Regions from separate parts of the Homo sapiens genome. Here all the other regions are linked to region 1. A link is a loop called in an ENCODE intact Hi-C map of the cell type or tissue named here. Cell type or tissue: heart left ventricle. All regions are shown on one strand.

The links. Hi-C counts contacts between places; a loop is a spot of excess contacts. Peaks named below come from ENCODE experiments on the same cell type or tissue, not always from the same donor. Only the 100,000 strongest peaks of a DNase experiment are listed, where the experiment ranks them.
Region 2: a loop joins it to region 1, with 2.0 times the contacts of the local background. A loop is called at or near these places in 49 of 110 quality-filtered maps.
Region 3: a loop joins it to region 1, with 2.6 times the contacts of the local background. A loop is called at or near these places in 19 of 110 quality-filtered maps.

Annotation. Positions count from the first base shown.
Region 1 is chr22:17,905,997-17,913,996 of GRCh38, reverse strand. MICAL3 (microtubule associated monooxygenase, calponin and LIM domain containing 3) reads left to right here. Exons shown (of 32, transcript NM_015241.3): 2 at 7,111-7,448. The coding sequence starts at 7,185. Among named protein-coding and RNA genes, the nearest start is that of MIR648, 71 kb to the left of the region's middle. RefSeq lists enhancers at 2,654-2,923, 2,934-2,983 and a silencer at 3,180-3,474. In heart left ventricle, a CTCF peak has its summit at 3,316; DNase peaks (open chromatin) are centred at 2,876 and 3,256; H3K4me3 peaks cover 349 bases; H3K27ac peaks cover 6,885 bases.
Region 2 is chr22:17,987,704-17,995,703 of GRCh38, reverse strand. All of the region lies in intron 1 of MICAL3 (microtubule associated monooxygenase, calponin and LIM domain containing 3), which reads left to right. Among named protein-coding and RNA genes, the nearest start is that of MIR648, 11 kb to the right of the region's middle. RefSeq lists enhancers at 855-1,355, 1,356-1,856, 3,057-3,561, 3,562-4,066. In heart left ventricle, no CTCF peak of the experiment used is centred here; a DNase peak (open chromatin) is centred at 4,557; H3K27ac peaks cover 511 bases.
Region 3 is chr22:17,966,719-17,974,718 of GRCh38, reverse strand. All of the region lies in intron 1 of MICAL3 (microtubule associated monooxygenase, calponin and LIM domain containing 3), which reads left to right. Among named protein-coding and RNA genes, the nearest start is that of MIR648, 10 kb to the left of the region's middle. RefSeq lists an enhancer at 572-1,124 and a silencer at 4,582-4,876. In heart left ventricle, no CTCF peak of the experiment used is centred here; a DNase peak (open chromatin) is centred at 4,718; H3K27ac peaks cover 2,528 bases.

The DNA.
Region 1 (8,000 bases):
CCTGTGATTTTCATTTTACAGATGAGGAGACTGTAGGATGGTGAGCCTCAGGCATTCTTCTTGATTGCTTGTTTTGGGGGTTACTTTGAACGTGAGTTGACGTCATCATCAGTGATTGTGTTTATTGGGTGCCTCGCTATGATTCAGACATTTTAATGTGTTTGGGGTGACAGAACTGCAAGGCAGAGGTCAGGTCACTTCTGACTTACTTCATTTCTCAGCTGCGTGGATGTTCTTAACTTGGTTTTCATGAAGAAATAGGTTGTTAGCAAAGAATAGAAATGAAAATTAGAAAAGATACAACATAAGTGTTAGGACTGTACTACAGTCCTGCAGGATTAGGGACTTGGAAGAGAACCCAGAGGCTATCTGGGTCTGGCTCTTCTCAGATGCCTCTAGAGAGGGGTCATCCACACCCAGCCAAGCAGAGTGCTGGTCATGAGAAAAATGCCACACTCTTGCAGTGTTCCTGTTAGACTGTCACTGCCCGCCCAGGCTGACTGTTGCATTCCTGGATACCACGTTTTGGTAGCACATTGGAAGTCTTTCTCTAACATGTGTCCAGGTCTCCTTCACCTTCCGCAGCCACGCAGGCCAGGCTAGTGCTTTCCCCAGGACCGGTCCTTCAAGTACAGAGCTGCTGGGCTCCATCCTACCCTCGTCACCTCCACAGAAACACGACTTATTTCTACTCCAGGTCGGGTTATAGCGCAGAGACCCAGTCCCTGCCCTAAGGAAGTTCACAATGGAGGAGAGAGACATTTAAATAATGTCCTTGCAGAGTGGCAGGAGCAGATGAGGAGTGCAGCCGGGTGACAGGCAGGAGAGGGGAAGGGCACAGTGGTGGGGGGAGGAGCTGGCTTCATGTTTCCTCTCCATCCTGCTGAGTGTCAGCTTGATGATAAATAGGATGGAGAGTCAGGATAGATCCCAGGATGCAATACATGTGGATTCAATACCTTCTCATGATAGAAATACTCACCAGACTAGGAATAGAAGAAAATTACCTTCACCTAGTAAAAGCCATATGCGAAAAACCATGGTACGTGTTATGTTCAACAGTGAGAGACAGAAAGCTTTTCCTCGTATGATCAGGAACAAGACAAAGATGCCCACTTTTGCCTCTTCTATCCAACATAATCCTGAAGTTCTATCCAGAGCAGTTAGGCCAGAAAAAGAAATTAAAAGGCATCCAAATTGGAAAGGAAGACAGTTATCTCCATTTGTAGATGATATGATCTTATGTGTAGAAAATCCTACAGATTCCACCAGAAAAACCTGTTCAAGGCTAGTACATAAATCCAACAAAGTAGCAGGATACAAAGTTAATACACAAAAATCAGTTACATTTTTATATACTAATAGTGAACAGTCTGAAAAGGAAATGATGAAAATAATTGTCTACAGTAGCATCAAAAATAATAAAACACTTAGGAATTAGCCAAGGAGGTGAAAGCCTTGTACAGTGAAAACTAAAAAACATCACTGGAATAAATTAAAAGATAAATGAGAACAAATTCACGCTTATGGGTTGGAAGACTTACTATTGTTAAGATGTCACAATTACCCAAACAATACACATTCAGTGTAATCCCTATCAAAATCCCAATGATTTTTTTTTTTTTTTTACAGAAATAGAAAAACCCATCCTAAAATTTACATGGAATCTCAAGGGACCCTGAATAGCCAAAACAGCCCTTCTAAAGGAGACCAAAGCTGGAGGACTCATGCCTCCTGATTTCAAAACTTACTATAAAGCTATACTAATCAAAACAGTGTGGTACTGACATAAAGGCAGACATATAAACCAATGGAATACAATAGAGGGCCCAGAAACATACCCTAACATATATGGTCAAACTATGTTTTGTTAAGAGATGGGGTCTTGCTATGTTGCCCAGGCTGGAGTCTAGCTCCTGGGAGGATCAAATAATCCTCCTGCTTCAGCCTCATGCACCTCACTTACGGTCAAATTATTTTTGACAAGGATACCAGGACTACTCAGTACGGAAAGGACAGGCTTTTCAAATAATGATGCTAAGTTGCCTATGTTGAAGGAAGACAGATCAGGAGCCCGAGGCATGTTGGCGATTTGGGTCCTGGTTTCTGAGGGAAAATATGATCAAGTGTTCCTCTCCACCTACTTTTTTCTTTTTTTGGTTTTTGAGACAGGATCTTGCTCTGTTTCCCAGGCTGGAGTGCAGTGGCATGATCATGGCTCACTGCAGCTTCGACCTCCTGGGCTCAAGCAATCCTCCCACCTCAGCCTCGCATGTAGATGGGACCACAGGCGAATGCCACCACACCCAGCTAATTTTTTTGTTTTTGAAGAGACAGGATCTCACCGTCTTGCCCAGGCTGGTCTTGAACTCCTGGGCTCAAGTGATCTTCCTACCTTGGCCTCCTAAAGTGCTGGGATTACAGGCATGAGCCACCTCACCTGGCCTTCCACCCGCTTTCAAGATCTGTTTAGATGAGACATACCTCTGACTGAATGGGCTAGGGGAAGGCGCAGTTCACAGATTGCTGTGTAAGATTCAGAAATTTGCACGTTCGCTGGTGTGTTCATGGTGCATTGGCTAGGGAGAAAACTAAGCTTCACTCTGATGCCATACTCTTGAAGTGTCATTCTTTTTTGTTGTTTTGTTTCTTTTTTTTTTTCTATTTTTAAACATGATTCTCCTTTCTACTCCCCCACAAACATCCAGCTACCTCTTCTAAGAGCTAGAGATTGAGTGTTCTCATAGCCAGCCAGAAGTCAGTGACAACCTTCAACTATTGTTATAAATAGAAACATAACCATGTCCTGCGTGTGCTTCAGAGGCCGTCTCTGCAGTGCCATCCTCCACAGCCAAGGCCCATGCGGGGCTTCTGAGTCAGCAGTCAGCTGCTGCGGACAAAACATGCAGGCTGGAGTCAGCTGGCAGAGACTCACAGATGCCTGGAAACCTGGCATCACCTCCTCTTCCTCCCCCAGCCCCCAACCCGGCTCCTCACTTCCTCTACCCCTTCCTTGCACACCTTGGCTTTTCAGTTTCTGGGATTTCTGGCACCTTCCTGCCAGGTTTCCTGGTCTCCAGGTTCCTGTGATTATGAACTGTACACAGGGTGGTGCAGGACAGGCCAGGAGGAGCATGATCTGGCTTTGACCTTAAGGAATGAGGGAAATGGGGGCGGTAACAGAAATAGCCCTGCTCTGCTGTGCTTCCCGGCTGTTGTCAGAGCCAAGGAGAATGCCGGGTAAGCCCCTTGCAGAGTGAGACAGGCCCAGCCCAGCAGAGCCACAGAGCAATGCTGTCACACTCTGGAGGAGTCTTTGCGCTGCAGTCATCATTCAGCTGCAAAGCAGGAAAAGTGAGGCAGCCCAAGGGAATTCATCTTGTGTCGTCTTACCTTGGGTGCCGGTCGCATTGTTCCAGGAGCCATCCTGCCTCTGTTCATCCATTGTCACCAGTGCCCTGCAGGTCGAAATCTCTTCGGCCGGGGAATTAAAACTTGCCTGCTGGTTGGCTCTGCAGCTCTCTGGGAGCTGTGGCTGACATCTGTTAATTTAAAAGTGTTTTCACTAGCAGAAGGATTGGGGACAGTTATTAGTGAAGCCGTTCCTCTGTAGTGGGGTTTGATTTGGAAATTCTTTGTGGCGGTTAGCAGCTCTTTGGAAGTGAATTATTTCAAACCGAGTGGGTGACAACCAGCCATGGGGTTGTTAGCTCACACGTAAGAACTCTTCTTGGGAAATAAGTGCCCAAGACCCTCTTTCAGGGTAGGTGTAAGCCAAGGCAGGCGCTATGACGGGAAGGATTTTGGAGTTATGGGTTGCAGGACCTTTAATGTATTGGCTTCAGCAAGAATGTCATGGTTCTGAGTGCTCTGAATCCTGGCAAGGAGTTGAAAGTGGCTACTGTTTAGAAACAAAGAAAAGTCATTTTCTTCTTTGACATGAGGTAGCGGTGGATCAGACCCAGTGTATGCAAAGCTTACCAAACACTGTGACTCTGGTGGAGTTCAGGTTGACTGTGAATGCAGGCAGGGCACACAGGGTCAGGATTGTGCCATGCTGTGTGCTTGTCAAAGAGCAAGTGAAGCCTCAGAAGTCCCACAAAGAGGTCAGGAGGCAAAGAGGGTCCCTGATGTAGAAAATGGTGTGGGACCTTTGTTTCTAGTCATGGGTTGTCAGCTGTCACCATTTCTCCTGCCTTCACATAAGCACATCTGCTCTTTCCTGCCCTACAAGCCATCTTTTGACTTTCTAACATTTCTAAGATAAGCCTTGGCTTGTAAGATAAATAATGGGCCCTTTTTAGGAACTGTAAAGTATTTCTCTTGCTGCTACCTAGAATAAAACCTTTCTTTTTTGGGGAAACTGAATGTTAATTCCAGTTAACTCCATTTCTTGCTGGCCTCTTGGCCATGTGGCTATTGAGAGAAGCTATGTGTGTTAACAGTGTATTGTTTTTGTTTTGTTTTGTTTTGAGACAGGGTCTCACTCTGTCGCTGAGGCTGGAGTGCAGTGGCACAATCTCAGTTCACTGCAAGCTCCGCCTCCCGAATTCAAGCAATTGTCATGCCTCAGCCTCCTGAATAGCTGGGATTACAGGCGTGTGCCACCACACCTGGCTAATTTTTGTATTTTTTGGTAGAGATAGGGTTTCATCATGTTGGCCAGGCTGGTCTTGAACTCCTGACCTCAAGTGATTCACCCACCTCGGCCTCCCAAAGTGCTGGGATTACAGGCATGAGCCACCACACTGGGCCAGCAGTATAGTTTTTAATATCTAGAGCCAGGAGGGTTTGTTGAGTACGTGATATATTTGAGGCGAAAAGCCCAGCCAGTGTGTTCCATCTGCAATGTATCCTCCACATTATGTGACGAGTGTTGTGTCTGTTGACATAGAAAATATAAGGTGGAGAGGGCAGTTCCTTGTATTTAGTTACAACTTTCTCTCATGAAACTTAAGATGCATCTCATTTGGTTTGGTTTAATCCTGTGATACCATGGTGAGGTGCGGAGAGAAGTGGCATGTCATTTCTACTTCACACTGCTGCTCAGTGTGCTTACCCAAAGTAAGAGCTTCAGGGCCTCTTCTGTATCATTCTGGAACATGGTGCCTGTCTTCCAAGAGTTGGTTTCAGCAGCACCTGCAGCTGAATAGTGGGCAGTCTCTTGCTTCTACATGCCTGCTGAACGTAGTGCATCAACCACTCCCTTCCTCTGTCTGCACCCAACCCCAAGGGTACATCTTTAAAGCAAAGTCCAGTCCAGTTGTGTTGGTCACTCTCGTGGTGAATTGGTGATGTGCCTGTGCTGGGCCATTGTGATGAGAGCACCAGGAGCAAGTGCTGTGGGCATGTGGATTTCTCAGCAGTAGCCTTGGAGAACTTCAGAAGTGAAAGTCTTGGCCAGGCTCACACCTGTAATCCCAGCACTTTGGGAGGCCGAGGCGGGCAGATCACGAGGTCAGGAGATTGAGACCATCCTGGCTAACACGATGAAACCCCGTCTCTACTAAAAATACAAAAAATTAGCCGGGCGTGGTGGCGGGTGCCTGTAGTCCCAGCTACTTGGGAGGCTGAGGCAGGAGAACGGAGTGAACCCAGGAGGTGGAGCTTGCAGTGAGCAGAGATCGCACCACTGTATTCCAGCCTGGGCAACAAAGCGAGACTCCATCTCAAAAAAAAGAAAAAAAGAAAGTCTTAGGGGCGCTGTCTAACCTCCTTGTCTTACACACAAGGAAACTGAGGGTTCGTGCAACAGTGCTTACCCAGAGTTGTGCAGCGGGGTCGTGCAGCTGGGGTCTGGCTGTGTGGGCTCAGCCCTGTGGTCACACTCGTCTTGTCACCCTGACCCACTCTCTACTCACTAGTTTTGTCCTTTGTCCTTTTGCCTCCCACCTTCCAATACAGTTCCAGTGGTGAGGTTTCATCAGATGTGACGCAAAAACGATTCTGCAGACTCACAGGAGCCGGTGGGTGCAGGAGTACACGCGGTGCCATCTCCCACCTCCCAGCCTCTGTCCAGCAGACTCACTGGACGTAGGTGTGCGGACATTTCCATAGGTGGAAGGCATAGATATCGTCATTTACTGCTGTTCAATTCGATTCAGGGTGAAAATGGAATGACTGTGAAGTCTCCCAACCCTGTACCTTACGCAATAGCAGGACTTCTTCAGTTCTTTTAATCCCTGCCAACTTTGACACTCTCGAACTTTCTGCTCCTTAGACTTCTGTGATGCTGCTGGTTGGTTCTCTTCAGACCTCTCCCTACTGTTCCTCATCTTTTAAGAGGGCTCATCTTTCTCTCCCAGCCTCTTGAAGGTGGGGCCTCCTGGATCTCTTCCAGAGTCTGCGGCTCTTCTGCCCTGTGCACTCTCCTTTCGTGATCTTCCTGCTTTTGTATGCTTAGCTACTGCCCGTGTGCCAGCGACTCCCAAATCTGGATCTGCGTCCCCAGCCACTCCCTGAACTTCACATTTGTACCGACTTCCCGGTAAGCACCTCCACTTGGAGCTCACGTGTGCAGGTGAGGAAGGGGCTCACTGCTCCACTGGCACCAAGGAGTGCTTCTGTTTTTAATCCATTGGCCTGATGTCTCCGTTTAATCCGGGGCCTAAGCTGGAAACCTGGGAGTTATCCTTGCCTCTTTGATCTGTACGAGTCACTCAGGCCTGTCTTTGTCACTTTCCCATGTCCTACACCTCTTCCCTGCCTGGCTAACATTTATGCTGAGAGACTCAGCTGTCACCTCTCAGAGGCTCGCCTTCAGTGGGGACCCCCCCCCTTCACCACCAATAGTGACTTAGATCCTCTTTCTCTGTTTCCGAGATGGCCTTGTGTCTCCCTCTCTAGTGGCACTTGGTACAGTCCATTGAGACATTCTGTGTCTGTGTCTGCCTCGTCTCCTAGACTGTCAGATCCTTGAGAGCAAGAACCATCCTGCTCACCTTTCCAGCCCCAGTGTTTCGTAGTGCCTGGAGTATTGCAGGTGTGCAGTCCACACTTATGGATGGATGACTGCGACACTTTAGAACTCTGCTTTGAAGAGGAATATGTCTCCTGGAGAATGTTTGTAGACAGAGAAATGCTAACCACGTTTTTCTTTCTTTTTGTCAGATTAACGTGACAGTGTCAGGTGGACCCACAGCCATCCCACCTCCCCCTCTGGGGAGTGCTGAGAGTGAGGCAGCATGGAGGAGAGGAAGCATGAGACCATGAACCCAGCTCATGTCCTCTTTGACCGGTTTGTCCAGGCCACCACCTGCAAGGGAACCCTCAAGGCTTTCCAGGAGCTCTGTGACCACCTGGAACTAAAGCCAAAGGACTACCGCTCCTTCTATCACAAGCTCAAGTCCAAGCTTAACTACTGGAAAGCCAAAGCCCTCTGGGCAAAATTGGACAAACGGGGCAGTCACAAAGACTACAAAAAGGGAAAAGCGTGCACTAACACCAAGGTAAGCTTTGCTCCTGTTGGGCCCTGGGGTCACTGACGAGATGCCTTCTCCCTCAACAACGTCTTGCATCTCTGGCCATTCACCATATATGATCTACAAGGTCTGGGTGCCAAGAAGTTCTATGGCAAGTTCTGTGCCAGAGCCATCGACCATATCCAGGTGCCAAAGAGGAGGATTGAGTTAGAGGTAGGCTGAGTGAGAACCAGGCAAAGTCTAGCCACAACCTAGCATAAGAAATCAGGCTTCAACCCTGTTGAAATTTTGTGGATGTCTAACCTCTTTTTGTTTGACTTGCATGACCCAGACCCTGTTTTAAGCATGTTTCATGTATTTACATATTGAGCGTTCAAAGTTTCAAGTATTTAAGAACAACCAAAGTCAAGTGGCATGGGAACCTTTTATTTTGCTGAAGCTCTCTTTTGAACCTCACGTGGTTCGGAGGATGCAGGTCACTTAGCAGGGACATAGCCAAGCCCTGCTGGTATCCTGTCTGAACACGGCTTTGGGGTTCTTGGCATGTCCTCTTTCCAAAGTTCCATACTCAGTAGCTGG
Region 2 (8,000 bases), 82 kb before region 1:
AACTCTGTCTCTACAAAAAAAATACAAAAAATAGCCAGGTGTGGGTGTTGCACACTTGTATTCCCAGCTACTCAGGAGGATGAGGTAGGTGGATCATTTGAGCCTGGGAGGCCAAGGCTGCAGTGAGCGGAGATCGCACCACTGCATTCCAGCCTTGGTGATAGAGCAAGACCCTACTGTCCCAAAAAAAAAAAAAAAAAAAAAAAAAAAAATTAAAGAAAAGGCTGGGTGCAATGTCTCACGTCTGTAATCCCAGCACTTTGAGAGGCTGGGCCAAGGTAGGAGTATTGCTTGAGGCCAGGAGTTTGAGACCAGCCTGCGCAACATAGTGAGACCCTGTCTCTACAAAAATTTTAAAAATTAGCCGGGCATGGTGGTGTACACCTATAGTCGCAGCTGCTCAGAAGGCTGAGGTGGGAGGATCACTTGAGGCCAGGAGTTTGAGGCTGCAGTGAGCTATAATCACACCACTGCATTCCAGTCTGGGTGACAGAGTGAGACCCTGTCTCTTAAAAGAAAAAGGGAGGACAGAAATCAGATTAAAGAAGAGAGAAGAAGTGAGACTGTTGGCTTATACCTTGATGAAAGGTGGAAGCGGAAGGGCAAGAGCTTCTGCTAAGTAGTGAGGACCTTGGCAAGGACAACAGTATCTTTTTCGTGTTCTGTTAGGCCGTGTCTCTCTAGCGCCCAGCTCAGAGTGCATGTGTGTTATGTGTGAGGGAATCTAGTGAGGAGTCTTCCTGCATTAGGCACGTCTGCAGGTGTCTGTTGAATTGTATATCTGTTGAAGGATTCAGTCTGGTTAACTCTGGCAGGAGATTCGGTCTGGTTAACTCTGGCAGGAGAGGGATGGACAGCACAGCCTTGTGGTTAACTAGTGGCTTTTATTGACTTTTCCTGTGTAAAGGCGAAATAAACCTTAGTGGGTCCCAGGCTTCTCTTCTCTCCTGCCCATGCTTCTTTTTTTTTCTTTTTTTTTTTTGAGACAGAGTCTTACTCTGTGGCCCCGGCTGGAGTGGCCCCAGCTGGAGTGGCATGATCTCGGCTCACTGCAGCCTTGACCTCCTGGGCCAGGCCATCCCCCAACCTCAGCCTCCTGAGTAGCTGGGACTACAGGCCCACACCACCACACCCGACTAATTTTTAAATTTTGTGGAGAGACAAGCTCTCTCTGTGTTGCCCAGTCTGGTCTTGAACTGCTGGGCTCAGGTGATCCCTGCAAAGTGCTGGGATTACAGGCACCCCACTGCACCCAGCCCTCTGTCTCTTTTCTGTTGCCAGTTGAAGTCTGGAGGTAGCATGGGTCCCGGGAGGCCAGTGCCAGTGTTGGAAGCCAAGAGAGGAGGAGCAGCTTGGTCAGGGGGAAGATGCAGAGTGCTCACTCCTGGCACCTGGAGCCCCCAGGGGAATGGCAGCTACCCTTTAGCGTGGACTGTCCCCAGCCCACAGAAAGTCAGCTTACAGAGGTTCTAGCCATATTCCTCCCTCCTCCACCAACAAAGCTCCTTGTTGTGGCTGAGAATTGTCAGGCTGTGATGGGACAGGGACAGGGGTGGGAGAGCAGCACCTGGCGCTGATGAGCACAGCAGCGATGGCAGCATCAGAGATGCTTAGAGACTGTTGGCCATGCCACACTGTCCTGAGTGCCCACGTGTCTTAACGCGCTCAGTCCTCACCACAGCGGACAGACGGGGTGCTGTTATGATCCCTGCTTTTCACACTAGGAAGTGGGGCACAGAGGGCTAAAACAAGTGGTGGCGTCAGGATTTAGATGAAGGCATTGGGTTTTGGACTTGTGGTGTCACAGACCAGTTGAGGGCAACTGACTTGGGCATATTCCACGGGGTTACCTCCGTCCTGGGGGGTCACCGCTTCCTGTCTTCAGACCCCTCCTCCATATTTCCCTCTCTTCACTCTTGAGTTCTCTCTCTGAAGTGCCAGGAGAGGTGCATTGAGGTTAGTTGGCATATTCCTTGAAATATTCCTGGCCTGCTTCTCAGGGGGCAGAGTCAGGAGGTAATTCTGAAGCACTGGGAGGAGAGTGTGGGCGCAGGGGGGCTTCCCGGGGGGCACTTAAGACACTGTGTGTTCAGGAACCTGGGGGCTGTGCCTTGGGAATCCAGAGAGTGCTGAGGGCTGCCCTGCTCCTGGAAAAGATGAAGAAGCCCTTCTCTTCCTTCTGATTCCCAAGTTGTGGAACCCAAGCAGATCCATTATTGCCCCAGCTAAACTCCTTTGTGATGATTCTTTTAAGAGAATGAGCTGGGCCAGGGGTGGAGGAAGGCAAGTGGAGGGAGAGCATTAGGACAAATACCTAATGCATGCGGGGCTTCAAACCTAGATGACAGGTTGACAGGTGCAGCAAACCACCATGGCACATGTATACCTATGTAACAAACCTGCACGTTCTGCACATGTATCCCGGAACTTAAAGTAAAATTAAAAAAAAAAAGCCATCTGGGAATCCTAATCACTGTGTATAATTGGCACATGAACTTATGGAACAGAACCTTTTACCCAGTTTGGCCATGAGTAGTCAGAGTCATTCATTTCCCTGTGAAAAAGGAAAAAGGAAATATTTTAACTAGTGACATGGGCTTGGGTCAGTTTCTTTCCAAAACAGATAGGCTTTCTCAAAACCACCCTTGCATGGGTAGGAAAAACAAATAAACTTTCTGCTTTTGGTATTCTAAGTACCTTTAGACAGTGGGGCCTGTGGACAATTATATAAGAAAGTCATAACAGTGATCGCTTCGCCTTACCGTGGCCAGACTGCGCACACATCATTTCTAGTCTTCAGGTAGAGTCCTTTCACCCCATTTTACAGCAGGGAAGCTGTTCCAGTGAGGTAAAGGGCCATAAACCCAATAATTTGCATAGCTAATGACTCCAAATCCCGTGAGATAAATGTTCAGGGAGCAAAAGGAAGAGGAATGGGGCAGAAAAAGACAGTATGAGGCAGGGAAGAAATTCACAGGTGGTAGCTTGAATTGGCGGCCTCCGGGTTTAGTGAGCACCGTGCTAGGCCCTAGTGAGGGGTGGGGATACAAACAAGCCCCTGGGCCTCAACCACCCTCAGGGAGCCAGGGAGCAGGGGGGATTCCTACTTCAGGAATCCTTTACACACTGACTTTTTTCAGCACATTTATTGAGCATCTGTTGTATGTAAGTGCCACGTGGTAAGACAGCCTGTGTCTGCAAGAGGTTGATATTTCTAAGGGGTTGGATGCATTGTCAGCCATGCAAGTGCAGTAACCTGGATTTAACTGGCCAGGAAGCCCTGGACGTAGAGTGCTAAGCAAATTTATGCCAACTAGTAAAATATTCTTGATTTGGTTTTATTTCTTGCACATAAGATTGAGAATTTCTAGAATTTGCCTACCCCCTGTGTCTGCTGTTTGTGGAATGTTTGTGTTTTGCAAACAGGATCATTTTGCAACTCCTTCCTGAGGACCAGCCCTGCACTTTGGCTGCAGGAAAGGCTGGGACCATTTCCCTTGCCTGCAGGCTGCCCTTGGGCCCGTCACCACTTTGGAGCTGGTGCTCTCAATGTGCTTGTCCTTGCCCAGCTACTCATCGAGAGATATAGGTGCCCCAAGTGGACTGGGCAGCCCTTCCTAGAGGAGGGTTTTGCAGTCTGTGCCCTTTCCTAGGTGCTCTAGCAACGGTGGGTGGGAGCAGTCCTGGGCATGGAGGCGCCTCATCCATGCTCTGGGCATTAGATTGTTCATGCTGCTTCTACGGCTCCTTTCTAACCCTAGGACCACGGTGCTGTGTCTACCACGGCCTCGAAGCTGGTTGGAGCCTTGTAATAATGTCATTAGCCAGCACAGTAGCGAGCCCCCCATTCCTCCATCTCCCTGAAGTATTTCTTTGTCATGTGCTGTATTTGGAAGCTGACGTGTTGTGGGAAAAGGCCTAATAGGACTTCTTACTACTGGATATGATGAGTGAGATACCGTTTTGCTTGGGTTTTAACCTTTTATTTTCTAAGACCTTTGGTTCCATTTGATCAGGTCCATTCAAATAGAAATTACTTATGTCTTCTATAAATGAGTTAAACACCTGATCTCTGCTTCCTGCTGTATTAATATAGCTGACTGGCTAACATGAAGGACACTTTTACATGCTGCTTATGACAAGTTCCTTCTGTGCATGACCACCAGCCCAGGGGAAGGGTTCATGGCTTTAAGGTGTCTCTTACCCTTCAGGCAAAATTGATGTATGGAAACGTGGATTTATCTTCAAAATAAACTAGTGTGTATCTGTACGTCTTGACTTGAAATTAAATTCTTCACAGTAAAAGAATTTTGCAACAATTCCTTCTGTAGGAATTTAAAAATTTACCTTGCTATAGACAATATTTTAGGCAGTCTGATATCCCACCATTGGTGGGAATGACTGCCTGTCACTTTCACCTGCCTGCCCCTCTTTGTCCCCCTACAGCACTTACACACACGCAGGCTCAGAGGCACAGGTGCTCCTGGCTCTGCCTGCAGCCTCCCAGGCCTGTCATCTGGGCCTGTTGGTGCGGCACATGGATCTAGGTGCTGTCACGGGCTGTCAGTTGTGGCACGTCCTGGCAGGGCCTGGCTGGCCCAGCCTCTGCTCATGCAGTATTCATCTGCACGCCAGGAGCCGTGTGGACCATCTCTGCTGCGCTGCCCCACTCAGCTCCGTGTGCAGTTGCTTTCCTTTAATGCTTGTCTCCAGGCCATTTTTGTAAGCTTTTATGAGGTCCAAATGCTTAGGCACAGGCAGGCAAGAAAATCCAGCAGGGCATATAGATCATTCCCAGTAGTAAAAGAGGTCAAGGGGTTTGGCTAAAAACCTCACTTATATTGGGATATGGGAAAAGTGGGAGAGAACTGATTTCTCAGGAGTCCGCTTCATAATATGTGTCATGGCATGATCGCCTTCAATCCTCATGACAATCTTACAGAGTTACCCGTATGAGGCCCACTTGAAAGATGAGGCGCAGTGAGGTTAGATGACTTGCCTGAGATCTCTCACCCGGTAAATGGTGGAGCTAAATCAGAGTAAGACACTCAAACTGTGTTGTGGTTAAGAGTTTGGACTCTGGAACCCGACTGTGCTGTACTATACCGGTTACTAGAGTGTGTGACCGGGAGTGTGTTCCTTATCCTCCCGAGACTCAGTTTCCTCATCTGTGCAATGAAGGGCGTAACAGTCCTACTCACCTTGTATGGTCACAAGCATTTAGAATCCTCCCAGCACGTGGTAAGCACCCAGTGAGCACCCCACGCATCAGCTGGTACTGTCACTGACTGGTGCTCATGAAACTTGGAATGGAATTCTGAGGCTTGGGGCTTCCTGTCATCCAGAGACAGTCTTCAGGGGAGCATGCTGGGTCCAGACTATCCAGTGAGTCAGCACAGGTTTCTTTGCGGTGTTTGGATGGGTGAGAATGAACAGTGCCCTCCAAGGGGGAGTTCTTTCCTATCTTGCTGGTCCCCTCCTCATCCCGCTTGCTCCCGCTCTCTAACTGCCTTTCTCATCAATATGAAAGCATCTGCAAAAGCCTGCTCTCTAGCTCACTCCTGATCCCCTGGGGCTTTGCATTTTTTTTTTATTAGCAATTCTTTAAGCCTCCTGAAATAACTTATTTATTAAAGTTGTATCCGTTGGTCCCTTTTTCCACGTGTTGTGTTGCCCTGGGTTTTAGGGCAGGGGCGGCTTCATGAAAGTGTACTACGACCTTGTCTCTGCTCATGACAAACCTGCCTCAGGAGAGCCAGGGTAATATACACAACAGTTATGGGGAAGAAAAGGGATGAAATAGGCATAGATGGTGTGATTCGGGAAAACAAGCATGCTAACTATTACTTCTTGAAAATCTATTATATGCCAAGCACTGGTTCAGAAGCTTTATATGCGTTGTCAGCCCTGCAAGTTAGGGGATACTGAGTCATTCCCTCTTTACAGATGAGGACCCAGAGACAGAAGCATCTTGTGCAAGGGCACTTGGCACATGGGTGAGAGGAGTTGGGGGTTTGAACCTGTGACCATGTTGACTTCTGTGGGCCTACGGAGGAGATGCAATTTGAACTGTGCTCAGGCCATGGTAGGATTGTCTTAAGTGAGATGTGGGGGTGCTGGGGTGAGCGCAGGCTCAGGGTTGAGCGTGAGCAGCATGCATTCAGGGGCAGCGAGGAGGCCAGCCTGGCCAGGCTGGGGTTGCCTTCAGCATTGATGAGCTGCTGTACCGGGTTCTGTCTGGGTGGTGGGAGATAAATAAGATGTATTCCTTGCCCTCTGGGATCTTGCTGCAGCTGGCAAGACAGACACACAAATAGTTGATTTCAGCGCTGTGTGGTAAGAGCTATGATGAGGGTAAGTATAGGGAGCTGTGGGAGCAGAGCACAGGGAGCTGGGAGCATTCCCAGAGCCTTGCCCTGACTGCAAGGGCAAGGTAAGGTAGCGGCAGGCTTAGCGGTGGAAGGCAGGAAGGGCTTCCTGAAAGGCAGAGAACAGCATGAGCAAAGGCATGGCGTTGAGGGCTTTCTTGTTTATTCTCCTGGTCAAATGGATGTCAGGGTACAGTGTGGGCTTTATGGGCATCGGGGAACCTGCCGGGGGTTTGAACACAGAGCGACGGCGGAAGTCGAGTTTTAGGTCAGTTAATCTTGTGGAGGCGGGAGAACTGAGTCAAGCAAGATCAGCCGGGGAGGAGTCAGCAAATTTGTTTCTGTAAAAGGCCGGAAGGTAAATGTTTTAGGTTCCATGAGCTGGTTGGACTCCGCGGCTGCTCCCCTCTGCTGTTGTGTGAAGGCAGCCACAGAGAGCACAGAAGTGGATAGCTGTGGCTGGATTCCAGTAATGCTTTTATTTGTGGCCTCTGAAACTTAAATTTTATGTCATTTTTACATGTCACAAAATAGCTTCCTTTTAATTTTTTTCCCCAGCCCTTTAGAAATGTAAACACCAGGCCAGGCGCGGTGGCTCATGCCTGTAATCCCAGCACTTGGGGAGGCTGAGGCGGGTGGATTACGAGGTCAGGAGTTCAAGACCAGCCTGGCCAAGATGGTGAAACCCCCGTCTCTACTAAAAATACAAAAAAATTAGCCGGGCGCGGTTGCAGGCGCCTGTAGTCCCAGCTATTTGGGAGGCTGAGGCAGGAGAACCACTTGAACTCGGAGGGTGGAGGTTGCAGTGAGCCAAGATCGCGTCACTGCACTCCAGCCTGGGCGACAGAGTGAGACTCCGTCTCAGGAAACAAAACCAAAAAAAACCCAGAAATGTAAACACCATTCTTTGGCCTGCAGGCTGGATCTGGCGTGTGGGTGGTGGTGTGCCCACCCCTGGCAGATGGGGATGATTCAGGTGTGACATGACAAGGAACTGGAACAGGATGTTGGCAGTGGATGTGGAGTGGAAGGGACCTGATGCCAGATACATTTTGAGAAGAGGACACTGATAAGATAGAAAGGATAAGGAGAGGGCAGCGCCCCGGATAATGCTGGGTAGGTGCCTTTCCAGCCCCCTGTTGGTAAAGCTGGCCTTGTTTTCCAAGTGCCAGGAGTATGACTTGGTTCTGAAGAAAAACCCAAGAGATATCGGATGCTCGCAGACTTCCATCAGCATTGTTAGCTGTCCCCATGTCTCCCTGGGGGCAGTGCTGTGCCGGTTTCTCTGCTGCCTTGGCTTCGGGTGTTCTGGGCAGCAGGTGCCCCCTGCTGTGACTGGGGCAGCCTGCCCGCCTGTTTGTGGAGCCACAGGTAGCCACCTTTAGGGCAACTCTATTTTGATATAATTTCCTGTTTACAGAGAAGTTGCAGGAGGAGTGCAGGCACTCCCCATCTATTACCTGGATTTATTAGATTTGATCGTTTGACCCCATTTGCTTTATCATTCTTCCAGTGTGTAGATGCATTTTTTTCAGACCAATTTGAAAATTGAAGACATTGTGCCCCTTTACCCTAAATAATTCAGTGTGGGTTTATGAAGAATAAGGATGTTCTTGTCCACACCACAGGACA
Region 3 (8,000 bases), 61 kb before region 1:
GGAGTCTTGCTCTGTTATCCAGGCTGGAGTGCAGTGGTGCCATCTCGGCTCACTACAACCTCTGTCTACCAGGTTCAAGCGATTCTCCTGCCTCAGCCTCCCAAGTAGCTGGAATTACAGGTGCGTGCCACCATGCCCAGCTAATTTTTTATTTTTAGTAGAGACAAGGTTTTGCCATGTTGGCCAGGCTGGTCTGGAACGCCAACCTCCACCTCCCAGGTTCAAGCAATTCTCCTCCTTTGGCCTCCCAAAGTGTTGGGATTATAGGCGTGAGCCACCACACCTGGCCTCACACAGCTCTTATAAATGTATCAGGTTTGAGTAAAACATGAAATGTGGAAATAGCAGCAGTACTAGTAATTCCCGTTTATTGAGCAACTTCTGTGTGCCAGGCCATGCAGCATAGGCTCTGCTGTACATACCATCACTTACTTCTCACAGCAGTCCCCTGAAGCCTGTTTTATCAGCACTGTTGAGGGCCAGGCCCAGGGCAGACAGCAGGGTGGTGGAGCTGGTCTTCCTCACAAAGCCCTAGGGAGCTGGGCTTTGCTCTTGACTGCCTCGTCACTTTCCTTACCTGTGTTCACCCTGGGAGCCAGAGTAACAGGAAAGTCATTCTTTGCCCTGAGCCTGGAATTTTGGCAGCTCACATAAACCATGGCCCAGAGGGAAGTATGATTTCCAGGATATAAACCATTTTTGGGTGAGTCTTCAGTCTTTTCTGTTGTGATAAATAGGAGGAGGAGCTCAGGGGACTTGTTTTTTATTTATGTATCTTAAACATTTTTAAATTTAATCTCTTTTGAGACAGCATCTCACTGTGTTGCTGGAGTGCAGTGGTGCGACCACAGCTTACTGCAGCCTCGACCTCCCAGGTGCAAATGATCCTCCCACCTCAGCCTCCCCAGTAGCTGGGACCACAAGTGCGTGCCACCATGCCTGGCTAATTTTTTGTAGAGACGGCGTCTCACCGTGTTGCCCAGGCTGGTGTCAAACTCCCGGGCTCAACTCATCTTCCTGCCTCGACCTTCCAAAGTGCAGGGATTTCAGGTGTGAGCCATCGCACTTGGCCAGCCTGTCTTTTCGAAAGGGCCCATGATTTGCCTGCGTCTAAGCCTGGCTCTGATTGGTCTCCCTTCTGCACACAGCAGACACCCAAACTCTGAACTGCCACCCCGGTTCCACAGTGGGGCTGGAAGGGGTCGGTTGTGGCCATCAGCTTCACACCCTGTGCTGCTTCCACTATCATGACCTATGTGTGGCTCCGTCCTGGGCCTCATGATGATCAAGCCGGTGTCCCAGGCCCTGTTGGGAAGGATCATATGCTCAGTTACATACCCTACAGAAGTAAGTCTCTTATCAGATTTCAGACTGGTAGAAAGTTTCTCCCATTTGGTAAGCCGTCTTTTCTGATGTCCTTTGAACTACAACATTCCCTCCCCAGGCTCCCCCCACCTTTGTTTTCCCCATGGTGAGGCTTGGCAAGTGTTGATGCCACAGGGCATGAGTGAAGAGGGTGGTAGCAGCGCCTCTGTCTGCATGCACACACCTCTCTTCTCCCTTTTCCCCCCATCTGGGTGGTGAAGGAGGCTTACTCACCCCACAGAAGAGTCAGAAGTAAAGACCCACAGCAAGTAGGCTCGGAGTCACAGGATGCTCCTTAAAGAACTGAGAACTATTGGGCATGGCTGAGGGCCCCTTGTAGCCAGAGGTGGGCAGCCCACGTGGGCCCGGCTGGGCAAGGCGCAACATGCCTGACGTGCAGGGGCCTGAGGGCAGGTCTGGGTGGGCATTGTAGGGGCTGCAGGCGCTTGGGGGCTGGCAGTGCCAAAGGCTACTTAAGCTGACGGGTCAGGTTACAGTTGCTGTGGGAACTGTGACCTTTGAATTTCCTGGCTTATGCATGGAATTTCAGTTGCACAATACTACAACAATTTGGATTATTTTTCCTCCCTTTCCTCTCCCTCCTTGGCACTTAATTTTTTATCCCAGTGAATGAGATCCATAGCTCTCTGCCCTTGCCCTTTTTCCTGGGGCAGACAGTCTTACTCACCTTCCTTCTCCTGCTGCCCCAAAGTGTGCCTGCCAGGAGACCAGCCCCGGACCCTGACCTGTGGGAATCTTCCTTCTGCCTCCAAGGCCCTGAAGATGGGGGTGAGCTGCCCGGGATGGGCTGTTGTGTGTTGTAGGCGGGCTCAACCTTTCTGTGTGCTTACCCCTCCCCGATGTGCCTTGCTGTCCCTACTCCCGTACGTCCGTTCACCTGTTGCGTGTGCCTGGTCCACCCTCCCAGGTAGCTTAGCCTGGTTCGCTCCAGATTTCAGTTTCTACTTGGAGTCCCACCCTCTTTGGGAAACCCGTTGTCACCACCTTACCTGGGAATTATTTCCCCTTCCAGTGGACCATGTGACTTGAACATTTCATCTGGTGTTTAATCAGATACTGCCTCAGGATATATATTTTCTTGTCTCAAGATTTTTTTGTTTTTTGTTTGAGATGGGATGGTCTGGTTCCTTTTTTCTACAAACCAAATTATAAAATTTGAGGGCCAAGATTTTAACAGTACCTTGCTTATTAAATAGCCACTGGTTTGTAACTGATTTGCTGAACTGAGCATGTGTTCTTAGTGTTTGCCTTGAGGAGCGCACTGGGCTTGGGAACAATGAAAGATGTAGGAAAAAGCAAGGTCCTTGCATCCAGATTCGTTAAGAGGCCTTGCCTGGCCTTGTGTGGAGTGGCCTGCCTGCCTTGCCATCCTCCTCTTCCTCTCTCACTGAGCCCTGAGCCCACTGGCCGGTGGTCCTGGAAGGCCATGTGCATTGTCGCCTGTGCCGGTGCACGTGTGCTGCTTCTGCCCCTGGAGCAAGCTCCTCCTTTCCCTGGGCATCCTCCCTCCCGGGTCGGGCTGGATACCTCTTCATTACCACCTGAAGGGCCAGGGGGCCCCTTCCGATGTTCTGTCTTAGGTTCTGCTGTTCTTTTTCTCACAGTGTGTAAGTATGGATGTATCTATATATTGACGTTTTTACACCGATGGCTGTGTCCACCACTGTCCTTCCATCTCTGGGGCACAGGAGACATAGGAGTTCTGTTCACATTCTGTGCTTAGCCCCAACACAGTGTCTGGTGCCTGTGTATGCTAGATGAATGCTAGATGTATGCTAGATGAATGCTAGATGAATGCTAGATGAATGCAGTCAATGCTAGATGAATGATGAGGTTTTTTGTTTGTTTGTTTTGACATGGAGTCTTGCACTGTCGCCCAGGCTGGAGTGCAATGGTGCGATAGCTCACTGCAACCTCCGCCTCCCGGGTTCAAGCGATTCTCCTGCTGAGGCTGAGGAGGCCTCAGCCTCCCAAGTAGCTGGGATTACAGACACACAACACCATGCCCAGCTAATTTTTTGTATTTTAGTAGAGATGGGGTTTCACCATGTTGGCCAGGCTGGTCTCAAACTCCTGACCTCAAGTGATCTGCCTGCCTCAGTCTCCCAAAGTGCTGGGATTGAAGGCATGAGCGCCCAGCCCCCCCCTTTTTTTCTGACACGGGGTCTTGCTCTGTTGCCCAAGCTGGAGTGCAGTGGTGCAATCTCAGCTCACTGCGACCTCCGCCTCTGGGGCTCAAGTGGTCTTCCCACCTCAGCCACCTGAGTAGCTGGGACTTACAGGCATATGTCACTGTGCCCAGCTAATTTTTTTGGCAGAGGCGGGGTTTTGCCGTGTTTCCCAGGCTGGTCTCGAACTCCTGAGCTCAAGCAATCTGCCCACTTCGACCTCCCAAAATGCTGGGATCACAGGTGTGTGCCACTATGCCCGGCCTCCAGAAGACTTTTTAACAGCTCACAGGGCACAGTTTAGAAAGCACTGCCTGCAAATCGGGTGGGGTGCTGAAATCAAGGACAAGATAAATATAATAGGAAAGACGTAACAGATAAAAAAATTTTCCACATTAAAAAAAAATGCTGCTCAATTAAATGGCTTGGAAAGACAGACTTAGCACCTTTTCTCACCAACCCCAATTCAAGGACCTGTTTAAGGCACCTACTGTGTGCCAGGAATATTACAGGTGTTAGAGGAGGGAACATAGGAAGTGGTGGGGAATTACTAAATTCTGCTTCTGATTTTGGATTTTTTAAAATGTATACATGATATTAGTGCTGAAACCTGACACTTCTCAGGAAGTGAGAACTAAAAAGCACAGAAGCCCATCTGCCACATAGTGAGTCGGTCACAGCCGTGACTGCAGAGTTCTGTTATCTGACTCCCAAAGGGGCCTCCAACCAGTGGGCCCTGCGGCAGATCACGAAGATCCTCTGATCATGGCCCTGCAGCTGGTCAGCCGCTCACTCAAGGACCAGTGGGCCCTGGGGCAGACCACGAACATCCTCTAAGCATGGGCCAGCAGCTGGTCAGCCGCTCACTCAAGGACAGACGGAATGGCAGATTTAGAACCTGGCGTCCATTCTCAAATCCCATTCAACAACATGGGCGGGGGACAGTGGAGGGGAAGCCATCTGTCCTCCCTTCTCACCAGGCTGAGAAAAGTGGGTGTTGAAGGTGGGACCGAGAGAAGAGCCCACAGACCCCACTCAGGGAGACTTCTCTGGGGACAGTGGCACAGAGCCTGCTAACCTGCTGGAGCGGCTGGAGCAACGGCCCAGTCCCTCTGCACACTGTGAATCCTGGCAGCCAGGGCAGAGATGTGGACCAAAGGGAAGTCTGATTACCGACTATGTGGCCTCAGAGTGCCCTTCTCCTCTGACGAGCTCCCAGTGCTTTCGTGGACGTGACCTCATGAGGCCCTCACACTCATTCCATAGGTATTTTCTCAGGCAAGTCACAGACGGCATCCCAGCACACAGGGAGAGCTGAGAGCCTCAGTTCTCTCTAAAACATGAGGAAGCATGCACCCATCCCAGGGTGTCGGCAAAGAGGCCATCCTAGACGCTGCGCTTCTCACAGCTGTTCTGGCTAGCAGCATCGGCTGCTTCTCAAAAATGATTCTGAGAGCTTAGGAAAAAGCGAATACCTCCAAAGTCCCAAAATAAGTTTCTAGAATTCCACAGAACAGAGTAACAGTCCTGCCTCACCTCCTCACAGATCAAGGGCCCATGTTGCCTTAAATCATTTCTAAGATAAACCAAAAAAGGAATAAAGGTGGCAGGGAAGAAGGAAGAAGGAAGGAAGAGAAAAAAAAGCATGTGTCTTGCCTAGAACAAAGGAGTTCTCATTTTAATCTCCAGATGGACACTGTCATTCCACAACGCCTGTCGGCTCCAGACCAACCCAAGAAGCACGATCTGCGGACAAACTGCTCATTTTACATTTCTTTCTCGTCCCTTAGAGAAAAGCACATGTATTTCTACAAGAGTCCTCATTTGGCCGGGTGCAGTGGCTCATGCCTGTAATCCCAGCACTTTGGGAGGCCGAGGCAGGTGGATCACGAGGTCAGGAGTTCAAGACCAGCCTGGCCAATATAGTGAAACCCTGTCTCTACTAAAAATACAGAAAATTAGCTGGGTGTGGTGGCGGACGCCTGTAATCCCAGCTACTCGGGAGGCTGAGGCAGAATTGCTTGAACCCGGGAGGTGGAGGTTGCAGTGAGCTGAGATCCTGCTACTGCACTCCAGCCTGGGTGACAGAGTGAGACTCCATGTCAAAAAGAAAAAAAAAAGTCTTCTGGAGAAAGTTAAAGAATGTTCTTAATAAGTCATTGAATTTTACATATTTTTGACTTTGTGTGTTGGGGGATAATTTTGTTTATAAAGTCTTTAAAAACTGACCATTTTTTGCATTGGTTAATTTACCCATGAGACCATTTATTTGTAGTTAATAAAATACAAATCTATTTAAAATGTTGAATTCATAGTTTTTGGTCACAAGGCATGTTTGAAGTTTGTCGCCCCATGCTAATCTAAAAGCGCCTAACTCCCCTCGAGCTCCTTTAGTATGCTTTCCATATATCCTACGTCAAACTGTTTGGTGGCCACATCTGTTTGAGGAAGGTGAGCTAAAGTGTGGAACCGGCCTTTCTTTCAGCGGCTCGTTGGGGCATTAGTGGTTGTGGTAATTATTATATCACTCTTTGAGTATCGGCTCTCAGTTGGACACTCTCCCAGGCATTTCAGGTTGGTTGTTTATTTGAACCTCACCTCAAAATCATTACATCCATAAGAGGCACATACTAATATATCTTTGTTTTGTGGTGGGGAAATGTAGCCTGAGGAAGCTTGCCCGAGCCAGGGTCTGGTGAGGTCTCCGGTTTGAGTCTGCGACTGTGGAGCTCTGGCGCCTCAGCTCTTCCCAGAGCAGCTCCCGGCTCCTGTGCTGCTCCCCCGTGGAGTGTCCTCACCTGTGAACACCTGCTCACCTGTGAGTGTCCCCTCAGTAGGGCGGGTCTGAGCTCTGGCAAGGTTGCTAGGCTTTTCTCCCTCCCCCAACGCTTCCACAGAGGCAGGGCTCGGCACTGGGCACGCTATCTGATTCCCCCTTTGCTCATGTGAATTCTCGCCATTTCCTCTCTTTCCTCTTCACTCTGCTGGACTTGGTCTCATCCTTCAGGATCTCCTCAGATCCACCCTTTCTTCCGTGAAACTTGCATCTATTTACCTACTTTTACAAGCATCATTTAATAATTATTTTTATTTAATTTTTAAATTTTACTCTTTTTTTTTTTTGAGACGGAGTCTCACTCTGTCATCCAGGCTGAAGTACAGGGTGCAACCTTGGCTCACTGCAACCTCCGCCTCCCAGGTTCAAGCGATTCTCCTGCCTCAGGCTTCTGAGTAGCTGGGATTACAGGTGTGCGTGACCACGCCTGGCTAATTTTTGTATTTTTAGTAGACAGGGTTTCACCATGTTGGTCAGGCTGGTCTCGAACTCCTGACCTAGTGATCTGCCCACCTCGGCCTCCCAAAGTGCTGGGATTACAGGCGTGAGCCACCACGCCCAGCCAATTTTTAGTCATTTTTACAATAGAGAAGGGGTTTCGCTGTGTTGCCCAGGCTGGTCTCAAATTCCTGGTCTCAAGTGATCTTCCCATCTTGGCCTCCCAAAGTGCTGGGATTACAGGCGTGAGCCACCACACCTGGTCCTCATTTTTATTATAATATGTACTTAAATGTATTGAACTGAATTTGTTAGAAGCCTGTCCTTAACCTTTACCTCTCTTCTGAGCTGTTGTCAGTGGGATCCCCATGCTGTAGGCATGAGTGGGTGTGTGTGGGTGTGTGTGTGTGTGTGTGTGTGTGTGTGTTTGCATGTACACTGCCCAGTGGCCAAGACTGTGAATCCATAGGGCAGATTCATCAAATATTGTCGCTTGAGTAAATGCCTTAAATATATGTGTTCTACTTTTTTTTGCAGGGTATGTAGATGCCGTTGTGATGAACAGAATACAAATGCATGGGAAAATGTTGAATTCTTAGTAGCTTTTTTATTGTTAGGCATTATTTTCAGCCAATAGGTTGTATGGAATAGCCTCTATCACATAAAGATAACAAAATCACTGATGGTGAAAACGAGTAGTTATGCCAGGATAGACCAGGGATGCTGGCCATCCTGTTCATTTGCATCTGTGCCACAGGTGTTCTGTTCTTTCAGCACGTGTTGGTTGACTGCTTAGCTGGATGGTGGCCCTTGTCCATGGAACCTCTGTCTCACCTACCCTTGATCAGTCCCATGGAGTGTGTGCACACATGGGTGCCCAGGAAGTACTTACAGATTTGACTTAGTCCTTGGATCCTATTTCCCCTGTTCCACTACCCATTCCCATCTGCTATTTCACTTTCTTGAATTCCCTCTTACTTTTCTTCCTTTGTCTAGTTCTTACAGATAACCCTAACCTCCAATAATTTTCTGTCAATTAATTGCAGCTGCTTCCTGAGTTCCAGCTGCACATTTAGCAAGGCTCAGGCTACACTGGGGGCAGATACATAATCATTGAAATAATTACTCATGGACCATTTTTGCCAGGTATCATGGAAGATGCTTTAGAAATG